Regions from separate parts of the Homo sapiens genome. Here region 1 is linked to region 2. A link is an interaction called in ENCODE POLR2A ChIA-PET data of the cell type or tissue named here. Cell type or tissue: Panc1. All regions are shown on one strand. Each heading gives the region's core, and the rest is flanking DNA. Links, peaks and the distances in the headings are about the cores only.

Region 1 (8,340 bases), core at 245-8,244, 120 kb before region 2:
ACAATGATGGGGAACATTTATTAGAAGCCCTTTTAAATGCCCCTATGCTGCATGGGGATGCCTCACACAACCCACTACCCCCGCCTTATAGTGGGTGCCCCTAATTCGCACATCCAGTCTGTATTAGTCCATTCTCATGTTGCTATAAAGAACTACCTGAGACTGGGTTATTTATAAAGAAAAGAGGTTTAATTGACTCAGAGTTCTGCAGACTGTACAAGAAGCATGGTCCAGGGAGGTCTCAGAAAACTTACAATCACAGCAGAAGGTGAAGGGGAAACAGGCACATCTTACATGGCCAGAGAAGGAGGAAGAGGATGAAGGGGGAGGTGCTACACACTTTTAAACAGATCTCATGAGAACTCACTCACTATCATGAGAACAGCAAGGGTGAAATCTGTTCCCATTATCCAATCACCTCCCACCAGGCCCCTCCACCAATATTATGTATTACAATTGGACATGAGATTTGGGCAGGGACACAGATACAAACCATATCATTCGGCCCTTGGCCACTCCCAAATCTCGTGTCTTTCTCACATTGCAAAATGCAATCATCTCTTCTCAACAGCCCACCAAAGTCTTAACTCGTTTCAGCATTAACTCAAAAGTTCACAACCAAAAGTCTCATATGAGACCAGGCAAGTCCCTTCCACCTATGACCCTGTAAAATAAAAAACAAGTTAGTCACTTCCAAGATATAATGGGGCTACAGGCATTGGGTAAGTACACTCATTCCAAAAGGGAAAAATCAGCCAAAACAAAGGGACTACAGGCCCCATGCAAGTCCAAAACCCAGAAGGGCAGTCATTAAATGTTAAAGCTCCAAAATAATCTCCTTTGACTCCATGTCTCACATGTAGGCTACATTGATGCAAAGGGTGGGCTCCCAAGGCCTTGGGCAGTGCCACCTCTGTGGCTCTACAGGGTACATCTCCCTCAACTGATTTCATGGGCTGGTGTTGAGTGCCTACAGCTTTTCCAGGTGCACAGTACAAGTTGTCAGTGTATCTATCATTCTAGGGTCTGGAGGATGGTGACCGTCTTCTCACAGCTCCACTACGCAGTGCCCCAGTGGGGACTCTGTGTGAGAGTTCCAACCCCATATTTCCCTTCTGCACTGCCCTAGTAAAAGTTCTCCATGAGGGCTCCACCCCTGCATCAGACTTCTGCCTGATCATCCAGGTGTTTCCATACATCCTCTGAAATCTAGACAGAGGATCCCAAGCCTCAACTTTTGCCCTCTGCACACCTGCAGGCTTAACACCACATAGGAGCTGCCAAGGCTTAATGGCTTGCACCCTCTGGAGCAGCAGCCTGAGACTTATCTGGGGCCCTTTTAGCCATGGCTGAAGCTGACGTGGCTGGGATGCAGGGAGCAGTGTCCCAAGGTTGTGCAGGACATCAGGGCCCTGGGTCCAGTCCACAAAGCCATTCTTCCATCCTAGATCTCCAGGCATCTGATGGAAGGTGCTGCCACAAAAGTCTCTGATGCCTTCTGATACATTTTCCCCATTGTCTTGGCTATTAACATTTGGTTCCTCTTTATTTATGAAAATATCTACAGCCAACTTGAATTCCTCCCCCAGAAAATAGGTTTTTATTTTCTACCACATGGTCAGACTGAAAATTTTCTAAACATTTATATTCTGCTCCCCTTTTAAATATAAGTTCCAGTTTCAGATCATCTCTTTGCACACATGGAGGACCATACACTGTTAGAAGCAGCTAGGCCAAATCTCAAATGCTTTGCTACTTAGAAATTTCTTCTGCCAGCTACCCTAAATTATTACTGTCAAGTTCAAATTTCCACAGATCCTTAGATCAGGGGCACAAGGCTGCCAGTCTCTTTCCTAAAGCATAGCAAGAGTGACCTTTACTCCAGTTCCCAATAAGTTCCTAATGTCCATCTGAGACCTCCTCAGCCTGGAATTCATTGTTCATATCACTATCAGCATTTTGGCCACAACCATTTAACAAGTCTTTAGGAAGTTCCAAACTTTCCCTCATCTTCCTGTCTTCTTCTGAGCCCTCCAAAGTGTACAACCTCTGCTCATTACCTAGTTCCAAAGTTTCTTTCACATTTTCGGGTATATTTATAACAATGCCCTACTTCAGGTATATTTATAGCAATGCCCTACTCCTGGTACCAATTTCCATATTAGTCCATTCTCACATTGCTATAAAGAACTACCTGAGAATGGATAATTTATCAAGAAAAGAGGTTTAGTTCACTCACAGTTCTGCAGGCTGTATAGGAAGCATGGCTGAGGAGATCTCAGGAAACTTATAATCATGAGAGGGGAAGCAGGCACATCTTACATGGCTGGAGAAGGAAGGATAGGGAAAAGGGATAGGTGCTACACATTTTTAAACAACTAGATCTCATGAGAACTTACTGTCACAAGAATAGCAAGGTGGAAATCTACCCTTATGATCCAATCATCTCTCACCAGGCCCCTCCTTCAACATTGGGGATTACAATTCAACATGAGATTTGGGCAGAGACAAAAATCCAAACCATATCATGATGTAAGCCTGCAACTCTCATTCAGGTTGCTTCACCAACTGACTGGATCCAATGGATCCTTTCCAGTTATATTCTAAGCTGAATTATTTTCCTATTCTTTCTATCTGTAATGAGACAATTCTTACTGATATTCAAATGTCATCTTTTTGTATTCTGTCAAGTCTATGTCTGAGTCTAGGGTCGTAATTCTAAGGTCATTCTAGTGACAAGAGGGTTTTTAAATATTTTTCTGGCCAAGACAAGTAAAGCAAGATAAGTACAAAGTATTAAATTTACTTGAATAAATAATCACTGGCACTTAACTAGGTTTAACTGGTTTAACTCCTTCCTTTCCTTCTTACTCTCTCCCCTCTTGTGCAAACCACCACAATCATATATTATCACTTCACTTATAATGTTAAATCCCTAGTTGATGCATAATGTAGCTACTGGCTGTAAGTCAGGAGATGAGCTCAGAATTTGGAATAATTTTAGAAATAATGTCACTCAAATGCAAGATGAGTCATCTTAGAAGAACCTTTACCCAAGAGATGATTTGCAAATGTCTCACTAAGGTGTCATGGGACACTTCAGAATTTCATCAGGGCGAGGCATGTCTCCAAGAAAGCAGGCCTGGAATATAATGTGTGCACATTCCATGCATGTACTCCATACACTGCAGCAAGTGAGAGTAGAAGAGGGTCTACCAGGGGTGATGGGTTTCCTGGATCCTAGGAGAAGGTAGCCAAAGAGAAGGACCATGCCTGGTGGCCTGCTGCCCTGTGCAAGAGAGAGGCTGTTCTGGCCTCAACAGCTGCTGCTGGCTCTCAGGACCCCATACTACTAGAGTGAAGAGAGGCAGTTCATTCCAGGAACTTGATAGAAATATTCTTTAAAAACATCAGATTTCTTTGGCTGTAAACCTGGCCTCATGAAACAACCTTCTGATCTCTAATAGGTGCTCTCAGTGTCCTTGATCTCACTCAGAATAAGTTAGTGGCCCATGATTATGCCCTACGTAGGTTTTCCACCTAGCAGTAGCTTCTCTTGTAAATTGGGTTCTGGGTTTGTAAATCAACTTCCTTTCAGAGCTTGATCTCCTGGGGTAATGGTTGGAATTGAATGTGAGGACCTGCAAAGCTAAAATACAGACATTGCCTGTGAGCTCTTTCTCCAAGTAGAGCTCCCTGGATGGGGTCTAAATTGGCCAGTTGACCTTCTGACCATTAGCTGAGTTTTCTTCAGGCAAACTTTGACTGTGGATATGGTGGATATAGAATTCAGAATCAGCAGATTCTGTTTTTTCTATGGGATAAAACAAATTTTGATGGAAGTGGAAAGAAAAGTTCAAATATGAAAGAAGTTGGCAATTGTTTTCTATCATATGGGAAGTAATGAGCCTTGATGAGGCTTGGTGAATAACAGGGCTATAGCTAGAGCAGAGACATAAGGATCAGTAGCAGTCAAAGTTGTGTGTTATTCCTGACATGGCATGCTCTTTGGGGGCAGCCCAGTGTCATGGGTGGGGAAGCACATGGACTCTGGAGCCAGCTTGCCTAGGACTGATCCCAGGATCTATCACATACAAACTGCGTAACCTTGGGCAAGTAAATTAATTTCTGCATGCCTTAGTTTCCTTAACTGTAAAATGGGTTATTGTAAAGATTAAATGAGATGAGGCACATAATTAAAACTGCATCTGATATATAGAAAGTGAGACGTGTTTACTATTATATTATTACTAGGTGATAGAATATCTATTGTCTAATAATAATTGTGGGATATCTTATTTTTCATGAATTACATGAGAAAGAGAAAACCAACCAGCTTGTTAAGGAGCTGACATAAAGAATGTAAGGGGCCAAATGCAGTGGCTCATGCCTGTAATCCAAGCACTTTGGGACACTGAGGTAGGAGGATCACTTGAGCCCAGGAGTTTGGGACCAGCCTGAGCAACATAGTGAAACTTAACCTCTACAAATAATAAAAACTTAGCTGGATGTGTGTTGCAGGAAGTCAGGGACCCCAAACAGAGGGACCGGCTGAAGCTGTGGCAGAACATAAGTTGTGAAGATTTAATGGACATTTATTAGTTCCCAAAATTAATACTTTTATAATTTCTTACACCTGTCTTTACTGCAATCTCTGAACATAAATTGTGAAGATTTCATGGACATTTATCACTTCCACAGTCAATACTCTTATAATTTCCTATGCCTGTCTTTAATCTCTTAATCCTGTCATCTTCATAAGCTGAGGATGTATGTCACCTCAGGACCCTGTGATGATTGCGTTAACTGTACAAATTGTTTGTAAAACATGTGTGTTTGAACAATATGAAATCTGGGCACCCTGAAAAAGAACAGGATAACAGCACTTTTCAGGGAACAAGGGAGATAACCATAAGGTCTGACTGCCTGCAGGGCCGGGAAGAACAGAGACATATTTCTCTTCTTGCAGAAAGTGAATAGGAAAAATATTGCTGAATTCTTTTCCCAGCAAGGAATAACCTTGGGGAAGGAATGCATTCCCAGGTGGAGGTCTATAAATGGCCGCTCTGGGAGTGTCCGTCTTATGCAGTTGAAGATAAGGGATGAAATATGCCCTGGTCTCCTGCAGTGCCCTCAGGCTTGCTAGGATTGGGAAATTCCAGGATGGTGAATTCTAGTCAGACCAGTTGTCTGCTCTTGAACCCTGTTTCCTGTTAAAATGTTTATCAAGACAATGCATGCTCAGCAGGACATGGATACTCATCAGTAATTCTAATTTCGCTCTTGCCTTGTGATCCTGCTCTGCCATTTGCCTTGTGATCTTTTATTGCCTTTTGAAGCATGTGATCTCTGTGACCCACTCCCTATTCATACACTCCTTCTCCTTCTAAAATCCCTAATAAAAACTTGCTGGTTTTGTGGCTTGAGGTCACCATCATGGTCCTACCAATATGTGATGGCACCCGAGGAGGCCCAGCTGTAAAATTTCTCTCTTTGCACTCTTTATTTGTCAGACTGGCTGACACTTAGGGAAAATAGAAAAGAACCTACATTGAAATATTGGGGGCTGGTTCCCCCAATAGATGTGGTGGCACACACTTGTAGTCCCAGCTACTTAGGAGGCTGAAGCAGGAGAATCCCTTGAGCCCAAGAGATGGAGGCTGCAATGAGCCATGATAGCACCACTGAACTCCAGCCTGGGTGACAGAGCAAGAGGCCTTGTCTAAAAAAATACAAATAAATAAATTAAGATTTGTCAGCTAATTCTTAAGTCTATAATTTTTTATGAATAGCAATGGCCAAGCCTTTTATTTGAATTCATTCAGACAGGATTTATTTTTATTATTCAAGAAATGTTTACATAGCCCATATTAAATGCCAGTCACTGGAATAAGTGCATTGTAAATACTAACTCATTTAATCTTCTGTAACAATCATTTGCTATTTTTAACATGTCAATTCTACGGATAAGGAACCAAGTGAGATGAAAGCTGAGGTTCTAACCTGGGCAGTCAGGCTCCAGTGACATGTGCTGAACCACCGTGTGACACTGATGTCTCCCACCTCCACACAGAATTGTAACTGCAGAGCAAGTGGATTCAAGACCCTGCAGCTCAACAAACAGCTCTGATGCAAAGCATTTTTTCACCTGTTTGTCTTGTTTAAATTTTTTTCTTCATCAGATTGGTATAAGAAAAGGAATTATAGTTTTCATGATCTGAACTGGGCTTAAGGTATACAGAATTTAATTTTTCTTATTGGGATAATAAAGCCAAAAGAAATTAACCACTTGGGGTCATCAGGCAACTGTAGTGCCCCAGGCTTTACATTGAAGCTACACCAAGGATAACAATGTCACTCTCAGTCAGGTCAGCCAAAGTGAAGGCCTGTGAGCTCTTGTAGTAGGTATACAATAATAATTAAATTTAGTAAATTCCTGTCTAGCCTGGAATGCCTATAATTTTGAAGGCATATTACTGGCCTTGCAAAGTTTCTTCTCTTTTTAGAACTTCTGGTGCTGCAAGGATTAAACTCAGTAAGTACAGTGTTTATTTGTTAATAAGAAGGAAATTAGGCAGGTGATTTCTTGAAGCAATCAAAGCCCCATGTTGCTTTTGCTTCTAACAGTGTAAGTCTAACCCACAACAGAATTAAAGGACAAGAACTGTGTCTTATCTCTTATGTTATTTGCACTCAGTGACCAGCTTGTGTTTATTCCATTCAATTGAATCTTGAGATGCAACAGAAATGTGCTGGGTTAAATATTTGACTGGGAGGAAATATACTGAGTCTTAGCTGAACACTTAACAGCAATTATCTTTGGGTAGTCAGATGCCTGTGGTTTTTATTTTCTTCTTTATACTTTTGATATTTCCCCTAAACCACAACCTTAGGTGTTTGCAACAGAAGACTACTTAGAGAAAGAAGAGAATCCTTCTCTCTATCTCATTCCTTTTCAAATTGTGGTTTTTATTTTTACAAACAGTATATGGGCACACAGACAACCAAATAGTTACAAGGGCTGTTATGAAAACCCACAGGAGCTTCCCTCCTATTTCCTTCTATTTCCCACTCCACAGAGGATACCACTTTGGATTATTTTAGCTGATTCCTTTTAGTTTAGTCATAATGGTTATTTCTCTCTTGCAGCAGCAGTTTGAGCAGAAGCAGGCCAAGGTGGCATGGTAGCTTCCCAGTGTCTAAAGCCCTGACTCCTTATACCTTGCTTTACCATCTTTAGGTGTTGTTCTTATTCACATGTTCCAATATGGCTCATTACCAAGTTTTAATTCCAACCAAGAGAAAAGGAAAAATAGGAACAAGGAGCACATACTCCTTTCTTTTAGGGCTGTGAGTTGTAAGCTGAACAAATTTTTTGCCAGCATATCATTAGCCAGATTTTAGTCATAAGTCCACATCCAGATGGAAGAGAGGCTAGAAAACTATTTTTTTTTTATTTTTTTAGTATTTATTGATCATTCTTGGGTGTTTCTCGGAGAGGGGGATTTGGCAGGGTCATAGGACAATAGTGGAGAGAAGGTCAGCAGATAAACATGTGAACAAAGGTCTCTGGTTTTCCTAGGCAGAGGACCCTGCAGCCTTCTGCAGTGTTTGTGTCCCTGGGTACTTGAGATTAGGGAGTGGTGATGACTCTTAACGAGCATGCTGCCTTCAAGCATCTGTTTAACAAAGCATATCTTGCACGGCCCTTAATCCATTTAACCCTGAGTTGACACAGCACATGCTTCAGAGAGCACAGGGTTGGGGGTAAGGTTATAGATTAACAGCATCCCAAGGCAGAAGAACTGTTCTTAGTACAGAACAAAATGGAGTCTCCTATGTCTACTTCTTTCTACACAGACACAGTAACAATCTGATCTCTCTTTCTTTTCCCCACATTTCCCCCTTTTCTATTCAACAAAACTGCCATCGTTATCATGGCCCATTCTCAATGAGCTGTTGGGTACACCTCCCAGATGGGGTGGCGGCTGGGCAGAGGGGCTCCTCACTTCCCAGATGTGGCAGCCAGGCAGAGGGGCCTCCCACCTCCCAGACGGGGTGGCTGTGGGGCGGGGGCGCCCCCCCAACCTCCCAGACGGGGCAGCTGCCGGACCGCGGTGCCCCCCACCTCCCAGATGGGGCGGCCGGGCGGAGATGCTCCTCACTTCCCAGATGGGGCGGCTGCTGGGTGGAGGGGCTCTTCATTTCTCAGATGGGGTGGCCGGGCAGAGGCACTCCTGAGTTCCCAGACAGGGTCGCAGCCGGGCAGAGGCGCTCCTCACCTCCCAGACAGGGTGGTGGCTGGGTAGAGATGCTCCTCACCTCCCAGACGGGGCGGCC
Region 2 (8,340 bases), core at 13-8,012:
TTCTCCCCCTCCTCTTTCTCACACTGCCTATGTTCCATCAAAACCAAAGAGCTTTAAAATGAAGGAAGTATGATTTGCTGAGCCTTGGAGGACAGATGGTATTTGACATGCAGAGATTGGGAACCAGGGCATTTCAGGCAAAGGGAATAGTGAGAGCAAAGACCTGGAACATGGCAAGTACAGAGCACTAATAAATGGAGATACCAACAAGACTACTCTGGATGATTCCGACTACCTTTTGTCACACGCGTCCCAGTGAAGAGATCACCAAACAGGCTTTGTGTGAGCAACAAGGCTGTTTATTTCACCTGGGTGCAGGCGGGCTGAGTCCGAAAAGAGAGTCAGCAAAGGGAGATGGGGTGGGGTCATTTTATAGGATTTGGGTGGGTAGCGGAAAATTACATTTAAAGGGGGTTTTTCTCTTGCAGGCAGGGGTGGGGGTCATAAGGTGCTCAGTGGGGGAGCTTCTGAGCCAGGAGAAGGAATTTCACGAAGTTAATCACTCAGTTAATGTGGGGCAGGAACAAATCACAGTGGTGGAATGTCATCAGTTGAGGCTATTTTCACTTCTTTTGTGGATCTTCAGTTGCTTCAGGCCATCTGGATGTATACATGCAGGTCACAGGGGATGTGATGGCTTAGCTTGGGCTCAGAGGCCTGACACCTTTCCTTTTCTTTCTTTCCAAGAACCTCTCTGCATGAGCTTTCCTGCCCCAACCCTGATTTTGTGGATAGTATAGAATCATGAGGCTGGGCACAGTGGCTCACACTTGTAATCCCAATACTTTAGAAGGCTGAGGTAGGCGAATTCCTTGAGGAGTTCGAGACCAGCCTGAGCAACATGGCAAAATCCCATCTCTACAAAAAATACAAAAACTAGGCAGGCATGGTGGGGAGTGCCTGTAGTCCCAGCTACTCTGGAGGCTGACACGGTGGGGGGAGGGGGTGGGAATCACTTTAGCCTGGGAGGTCGAGGTTGCAGTGAGCCATGATTGCACTACCGCACTCTATCCTGGGCAACAGAGCAACACCCTGTTTGGAAAAATTAATAAATAGATAATAAGAAAAAAAAGGATTGGTTTTTTGTGTGTGTGTTTTTGTTTTTGTTGTTGTTTGTTTTGAGACGGAATCTTGCTCTGTCGCCAGGCTGGAGTGCAGTGGCGTGATCTCAGCTCACTGCAACCTCTGCCTCCCAGGTTCCAGCGATCCTCCGGCCTTAGCCTCCTGAGTAGCTGGGACTACAGGCATGCAACACCATGCCCGGCTAATTTTTGTATTTTTTAGTAAAGACAAGGTTTTACCATATTGCCCAGGCTGGTCTCAAACTCCTGACCTCGTGATCCGCCTGCCTCAGCCTCCCAAAGTGCTGGGATTACAGGCGTGAGCCACCGCACCCAGCCTAAAAAAAAATTTTCTTAAATAGAATCATGAGGCCAGGCATGGTGGCTCATGCTTTTAATCCCAGAACTTTGGGATGCGAGGCAGGCAGATCACTTGAGGCCAGGAGTTCAAGACCAGCCTGGCCAACATAGCGAAACCTCGTCTCTACTAAAAATACAAAAATTAGTCAGGTGTGATGGCGGGCGCCTGGAATCCCAGCTACTCAGGAGGCTGAGGCAGGAGAATAGCTTGAACCTGGGAGGCAGAGGCCGCAATGAGCTGAGATCATGCCACTGCACTCCAGCCTGGAAGACAGAGTGAGACTCTCTCTCAAAAGAAAAAAATAAAAAATAGAATCATGAGCATAGACTCTGAGGCCAGATGGCCTGGGTTCAAAATCAGGCTTCGAGATTTACTTGTTCTGCAGCCTTGAGTAAGTGAACTGGCCTCTGTTCCTGTGTGCTCGTGTTCAAAATGGGAAAAAGAAACCTCAGTGATTTATTGAGAGGGTTAAATAAGTTAATGCATGTAAAGCAATACATAATTGTTAGATATTAGTATTATTTTGGGTAGTTGTTGTCTTATTATTGCCATATTGCCTTTCTCCCTGAGCCCTGTCTCTTCCCCTGAGCTTTCATAGAAGGAAACTGTGCCATGGGAATGTGCATTATCTGGTGCATTACACCACCACTTTTCTACAGTATGCATAACTCCACATATTGCAACATCCTTAATCATTTCTATCAGCTCTTTATCACTATTTTGGGCCATGCTCGTGCACCTTAACTTCCTTCTGTCTCAAGCGAGGACCTCTCTCTCTGCAATATAATACATGGCAAAGTAAGAAGTAGCCTTTATTCCCTTCTTTGGTTAAAATCTTCAGACATGGGTTTGTCTATAAACTCCAGTCAGCTTAGTCACTGATCCTAAGAGCAAGTCTGTAAACAGCACATGGCTCCCTGAACTGATCCACCATGACATTCTTTTCTTCCCACTTGGGCATACAGGCTAAGTATTCCTCAAGTCAATAATTGTTTTTTCTTTTCTTTTTGATTTTCTTTTTTTTTTCTTTTTTTCTTTCTTCTTTTTTTTTTTTTTTTTTTTTTGAGACACGGTCTCACTCTGTCATGTAGGCTGGAGTGCAGTGGTGCAATCACAGCTCACTGTAGCCTCGACCTCCTGGGCTCAGGTGATCCTCCCACCTCAGCCTCCCAAGTGGCTGGGACCACAGGTGTGCACCACCACACCTAGCTAATTTTTTGTATTTTTTGTAGAGACAGGGTTTCATCATGTTGCCCAGGCTGGTCCCAAACTCCTGAGTTCAAGGGATCCTCACTCCTCAACCTCTCAGAGTTCTGGGATCTTGGCCCAATCACAGAAGGCCCCTTTCCGCTTACCCAAAGTTTCACAAACTTACCCAACAGCTATCAGCATTAACCATTAAAGAGCTTGTTTCCCCCACTGCCGAGAATCCCGTTTTCAGAGGATACCCAGAGTCCCTATTTGTAAGTATGAAATCACTCCCAACTTGTAACCAGTACTCTCCCAAACTTCATGGGAGTAAAGATCAAAAAAGCAGAGCAAGCAATCGTGACAAAATTTCTTTCACGAATCAAAGTTGAAGGATCTTTTAAGATGATAAAAAATCATAATCAAAACCTGTCTCCAAACAGACCATATCCCATATCCCCTACACACACACACACACACACACACACACACACACACACACACACAACCACCCTTACCCACCTACATACCGGACTTGCTTAGGAAGAGTCCAGTCCTAGAGACTTGAAAGGACTTCTTTGCAGACCAGGCAGCAGTCGGCTTCCTCCTGCCCCAACTGCTGCCCACTCCAACCTCTGCATTGCTCTTATAACACCTCCCTCTTGTGGTAAGAGTCCAGGCTGCTTCACTCCCTCATAGGGTTCTCACCAGTGTCATCCTTGATCAGCTGCAGAATCAGATCTGTTACTACCAAAATGAAAAACAGAAAGAAAGAAAAGAGCTGCCCTGACCAGAGAGTCTTGTATGCTCCTCAGCCCCCATCCTCTAATTTTTTTTTTTTTTTTTTGAGACAGAGTCTCGCTCTGTCACCCAGGCTGGAGTGCAGTGGCATGATCTCGGCTCACTGCAACCTCCACCTCCCGGGTTCAAGCAATTCTCCTGCCTCAGCCTCTGGAGTAGCTGGGGTTACAGGCGCCTGTAAAAATTTTTGTATTTTTAGTAGAGATGGGGTTTTACCAAGTTGGCCAGGCTGGTCTCGAGCTCCTGGCCTCAAGTGATCCACCTGCCTTGACTTCCCAAAGTGCTGGGATTACACATGAGCTGACGCACCCAGCCCTCTATTTAATTACTGAGACAGGGTTTCCCTCTGTCACTCAGGCTGGAGTGCAGTAGCACAATCTGGGCTCACTGCAGCCTCGACCTCCCAGGCTCAAGTGATCCTCCCACCTCAGCCTCCAGAGTAGCTGGGACTAAAGGTGCACGCCACCATGCCCAACTAATTTTGAGTTTTTTTGTTTGTTTGTTTGTTTGTTTGTTTTTTGTAGAGATGGGGTTTCACCAGCTTGCCCACACTGGTCTCGAACTCCTGGGCTCAAACGATCTGCCTGCCTCAGCTTCCTAAAGTTCTAGGATTACAGGCGTGTACCACCGTGCCTGGTCCCATCCTCTAATTTAAACTGGAATATTACAATGCAAATCCCCTGCTGGAATGGGGTCAGAGGGCAGGTTGATTTTAGCAAAGCCCACTTCTTAAGACTGCCAACCTGAGATCAGCTGCTGCAAGCTGGGGCTGGCTCAGTCACCTTTCTGAAAGAACTGCAGCTGTTTCATAGCTTGAGCCCTGGACCTAGGGTTGTGTGTGTGTGTGTGTGTGTGTGTGTGTGTGTGTGTATATATATATATATATATTTTTTTTTTAAGTAACAGCTTTATTGAGGCATAATTCACATATCATACCATTCACTCTTTTGAAGTGTACGATTCAATGGGTTTTAGTATATTCACAAGGTTGTGCAACAATCATCACTATCTAGTTTCAGAATACTTTTATTATCCCAAAAGAACCCCATACTCCTTAGCAGTCACCTCCCATTCTTTCCTCCCACACCCCACTCCTGGCAACCAGTAATCTACTTTCCATGTTTGTGGATTTGCCTATTCTGGACACTTCATATAAATGGAATCACACAATATGTGACCTTTGTGACTGGCTTCTTCTGTTTAGCATAATGTTTTCAAGGTTCATCTATTTATCAGTACTTCATTTTAATGTCTGAATCATATTCCATTGTGTGGCTATTCCACGTTTTGTTTATGCATCCATCAACTGATAAACATTTGGGTTGTTTCTGCTTTTTTGTGTTATTATGAATAATGCTGAAACGAATATTTACATACAGATTTTTTGTGTGGACATGGGCCTTCAATTCTCTTGGATATATGTACCCTAAGAGTGAAATTGCTGGGTCAAATGATAACTCTATTTTTAACATTTTGAGGAATTCCCAAACTGTTTTCCAAAGAGGCTGCACCATTTTACAATCTCACCAGCTTCATATGAGGGTTCCAAATTCTCCACATGCTCACCAACACTTATTATCTTTTTTTTTTTTTTTTTTTTTTTGAGAGGGAGTCTCACTCTGTCACCCAGGCTGGAGGACAGTGGTGCAATCTCACCTTACTGCAACCTCTTCCTCCTGGGTTCAAGTGATTCTCCTGCCTCAGCCTCCTGAGTAGCTGGGATTACAGGTGCATGCCACCACACCCAGCTAATTTTTGTATTTTTAGTAGAGACGAGTTTTCGCCATGTTGACCAGGCTGGTCTCAAACTCCTGACCTCAAGTGATCCACTCACCTCGGCCTCCCAAAGTGCTGGGATTACAGGCATGAGCCACCGTGCCTGGCCATATTATCTTTTTTATTTTAGCCATCCTAGTTGGTATGGATTGATATCTCACTGTGGTTTTGATTTGCATTTCCCTAATGATTAATGATGTTGAGCATCCTTTCATGTGCTTATTGGCTATTTGTTTGTCTTCTCTGGTGAAATGCCTATTCAAATCTTTTGCTCATTTTTTGTCTTATATTAAATGTGACGAGTCACAGTACGACCCCGTAGTAAAATCGTACTTAGGGAGAATCACAACAGTACCTCAAACTCAACACATTCAAAACTAAAATGATGATGATTCACTGCAATCTGGTCCTCCTCATTTTCATGTTATTTCCTATCTGCATATGTATTCAACAAATTTAATAAGTGCTTAATAGATGCCAGGCAACTCCCTTCCATCCAGTTGCCCAAGTCTGAAACCTGGGAATCATCCTAGACCCCTTCCTCATCCCCCATGTCCAATCAATATTAATTCTACCTCCTTAAAGTCATTATGTCCATCCCATCCCTTCCATCTCCACTTTACTGCCTTAGCTCAGGCCATCAGTATTTCTCACCTGGTTTCCGGCAACAGTCTGCTAGGATTGCTCCACCTCTGGTTTCTCTCTACCCTCCTATTTGCCCTCTACAGGGCTCCAGAGTTTATTTATAAAACACAACTCTGAGGCCGGGGGCGGTGGCTCACACCTGTAATCCCAGCACTTTGGAAGGCCGAGGTGGGAAGATCACTTGAGCCTAGGAGTTCGAGACCAGCTTGGCCAATATTGCAAAACCCCGTCTCTACACAAAATACAAAAATTAGCCGGGTGTGGTGGCACATGCCCATAATCCCAGCTACTCGGGAGGCCGAGGTGGGAGGATCACCTGAGCCTGGGAAGGTTGAAGCTGCAGTGAGCCATGATCATGCCACTGCACTCCAGCTTGGATGACAGAGACCCTGTCTCATAAATAAACAAACAAACAAACAAAACACAACTCTGATTATGTTTCTACTCTGCTTAAAACCCTTCAATGAGCCAGGAATGGTAGCTCACATCTGTAATCCCAGCACTTTGGGAGGCCAAGGCAGGTGAATCAGTTGAGGTCAGGAGTTCGAGACCAGCCTGGCCAACATGGCAAAACCCCACCTCTACTACCAATACAAAAAAATTAGCTGGGAATGGTGGCACATAACTGTAATTCCAGCTACTAGGGAGGCTGATGCATGAGAATCGCTTGAACCCAAGGGTCATCGCTTGAGCTGAGATGGCGTCACTGCACTCCAGCCTGGGTGACAGAGTGACACTCTGAAAAAAAAAAAAAAAACCCTTCCATGGCTTCCCATTGTCTTCACACAAATCCAAATTCCTATGAAGGAACAAGGCTTAATGTTGTGCTTTAATGTGAATCTGCCAATCCTTTATTTCAAGCAGTCTGCAAGGAGAAAGCTAGAGCCAAAACATGTATAGCCTTATGGCTAACAAGAGAACCTACACAATATTTATATTGGCAGATTGCTTATCTAAAGTCTGGTAGGTTAATTTACAGTTTAGGTTTTAAATACTCAGTTTCCTATACCAAACGCACCAAATAGATTAAAGAGCAATTGCAACGTCCCAGAACACGTTTTATTGGCTTTGTGATCATCACGTGCTCTGTTAGAGGGAACATTCCTGTGAGATCAATCCAAAACTCTGGCATTTAAACAAATATGATGGAACTCTCTGCTACTTTTCAGTAGTTTATGATAACAAGAGACAGAGCTTATCATATTTAAACTGAGATGTGACTTTGGCCCCATTCTCCTTTTGTTTATTATGCTCCTGTGTCAATAGAACATATTTGAAACTGTCCTTATGAACCTTTGAAAATTAATCAGGAAAGCAGGGAGAGAAAGAAATGAAAACAAACCAAGCTTGCAACACATTCAGCATTAATCATTAGGTCAGCCGGCTCTCTGACCTGCTTTCTCATCGTTGTTTAGGCATATTGTCCTAGAATCACATAGATCAGACAGTATAGTTCCCCTTAACTGCTCTATTATAGATAACAACTTGAACATTATAAAATGTTGTTTCCATTTGAGATATCCTTTCAGGTCCTGCACACCAGTGAAACTAATGAGGTCAGCTGATCTGAAGGACCCCATCGACATCAGCAGTTCTGAAGGATCATACAAGGAGCTGACTCACTGAATGCAGTTTCCACATCCTGACGACTTCATCCCTTTGACCCCAACCACTCAATGACCCCAATTTTCCAGTCCCTCATTCTCCACAATCCCCTTAAAAACCCCAGCCCAGAACTCCTCAGGGAGATGGACTTGAAGATCTCCTCTCATCTCCTTGCTCAGCCGCCCTGCAATCATTAAACTCTTTCTCTGCTGCAAACCCTACTGTCTCAGTGTATTGGTATGTTGCTGTGCAGTGGGCATACAAACCTGTTGGTCCTGTAACATATTTTCTAATCTTCTCTTCTTTATTTTATTAACAAGGAAAATAACTAACATAGGAGTACTCCAAGTTTTCAAGCAACTTACTTACTTCAACAGGATTTTAACTCCCAAGGCTTCTTGTCAAATATTAATAGGATCAATAGTTTATTTTCATTTTAACCAAATAAAGTAGATGATGAATAATTTTTACTTCCACACTCCTTAACTTGGCAGGCAATGCTCTGACCATGGCTTACCTCTTAGCCCCATCTCTCACTATACCCTCCCTTGAAGTCTGGGCTCTGTCCATATGAAACTATTGGCAGCTTCCCAAAAGTGCCATTTATACTTTTGTGCCTGTGTTCCCTGTACTAATCTTATCCATGTCTTAAGAACATGGCAAAACAAATAGACAGTTGGGTTAAAAATGCACCTATAATACTTCATTACGCTTTTTTGGGGCGGGGGGACAGGGTCTTGCTCTATCACCAGGCTGGAGTACAGTGGCATAATCACAGCTCACTGCAGCCTCAACCTCCTGGGCTCAAGCAATCCACCTCAGCCTCCCTGGGACTACAGGCATGAGCAACCATGCCACACTAATTATTGTATTTTTTGTAGAGATGGGGTTTCGCCATGTTGG

The links. Peaks named below come from ENCODE experiments on the same cell type or tissue, not always from the same donor. Only the 100,000 strongest peaks of a DNase experiment are listed, where the experiment ranks them.
Region 1: POLR2A ChIA-PET joins it to region 2 with 23 read pairs; 4 of 35 experiments call an interaction of 5 or more read pairs at or near these places.

Annotation. Positions count from the first base shown.
Region 1 is chr12:56,879,344-56,887,683 of GRCh38, reverse strand. No RefSeq gene overlaps it. Among named protein-coding and RNA genes, the nearest start is that of SDR9C7, 51 kb to the left of the region's middle. RefSeq lists a silencer at 6,625-6,919. In Panc1, for the core only: no CTCF peak of the experiment used is centred there; no DNase peak of the experiment used is centred there.
Region 2 is chr12:56,758,215-56,766,554 of GRCh38, reverse strand. It overlaps HSD17B6 (hydroxysteroid 17-beta dehydrogenase 6), which reads right to left and starts at 3,231. Exons shown (of 5, transcript NM_003725.4): 1 at 3,141-3,231. In Panc1, for the core only: CTCF peaks have their summits at 3,069 and 3,270 (motif pointing left); a DNase peak (open chromatin) is centred at 3,260.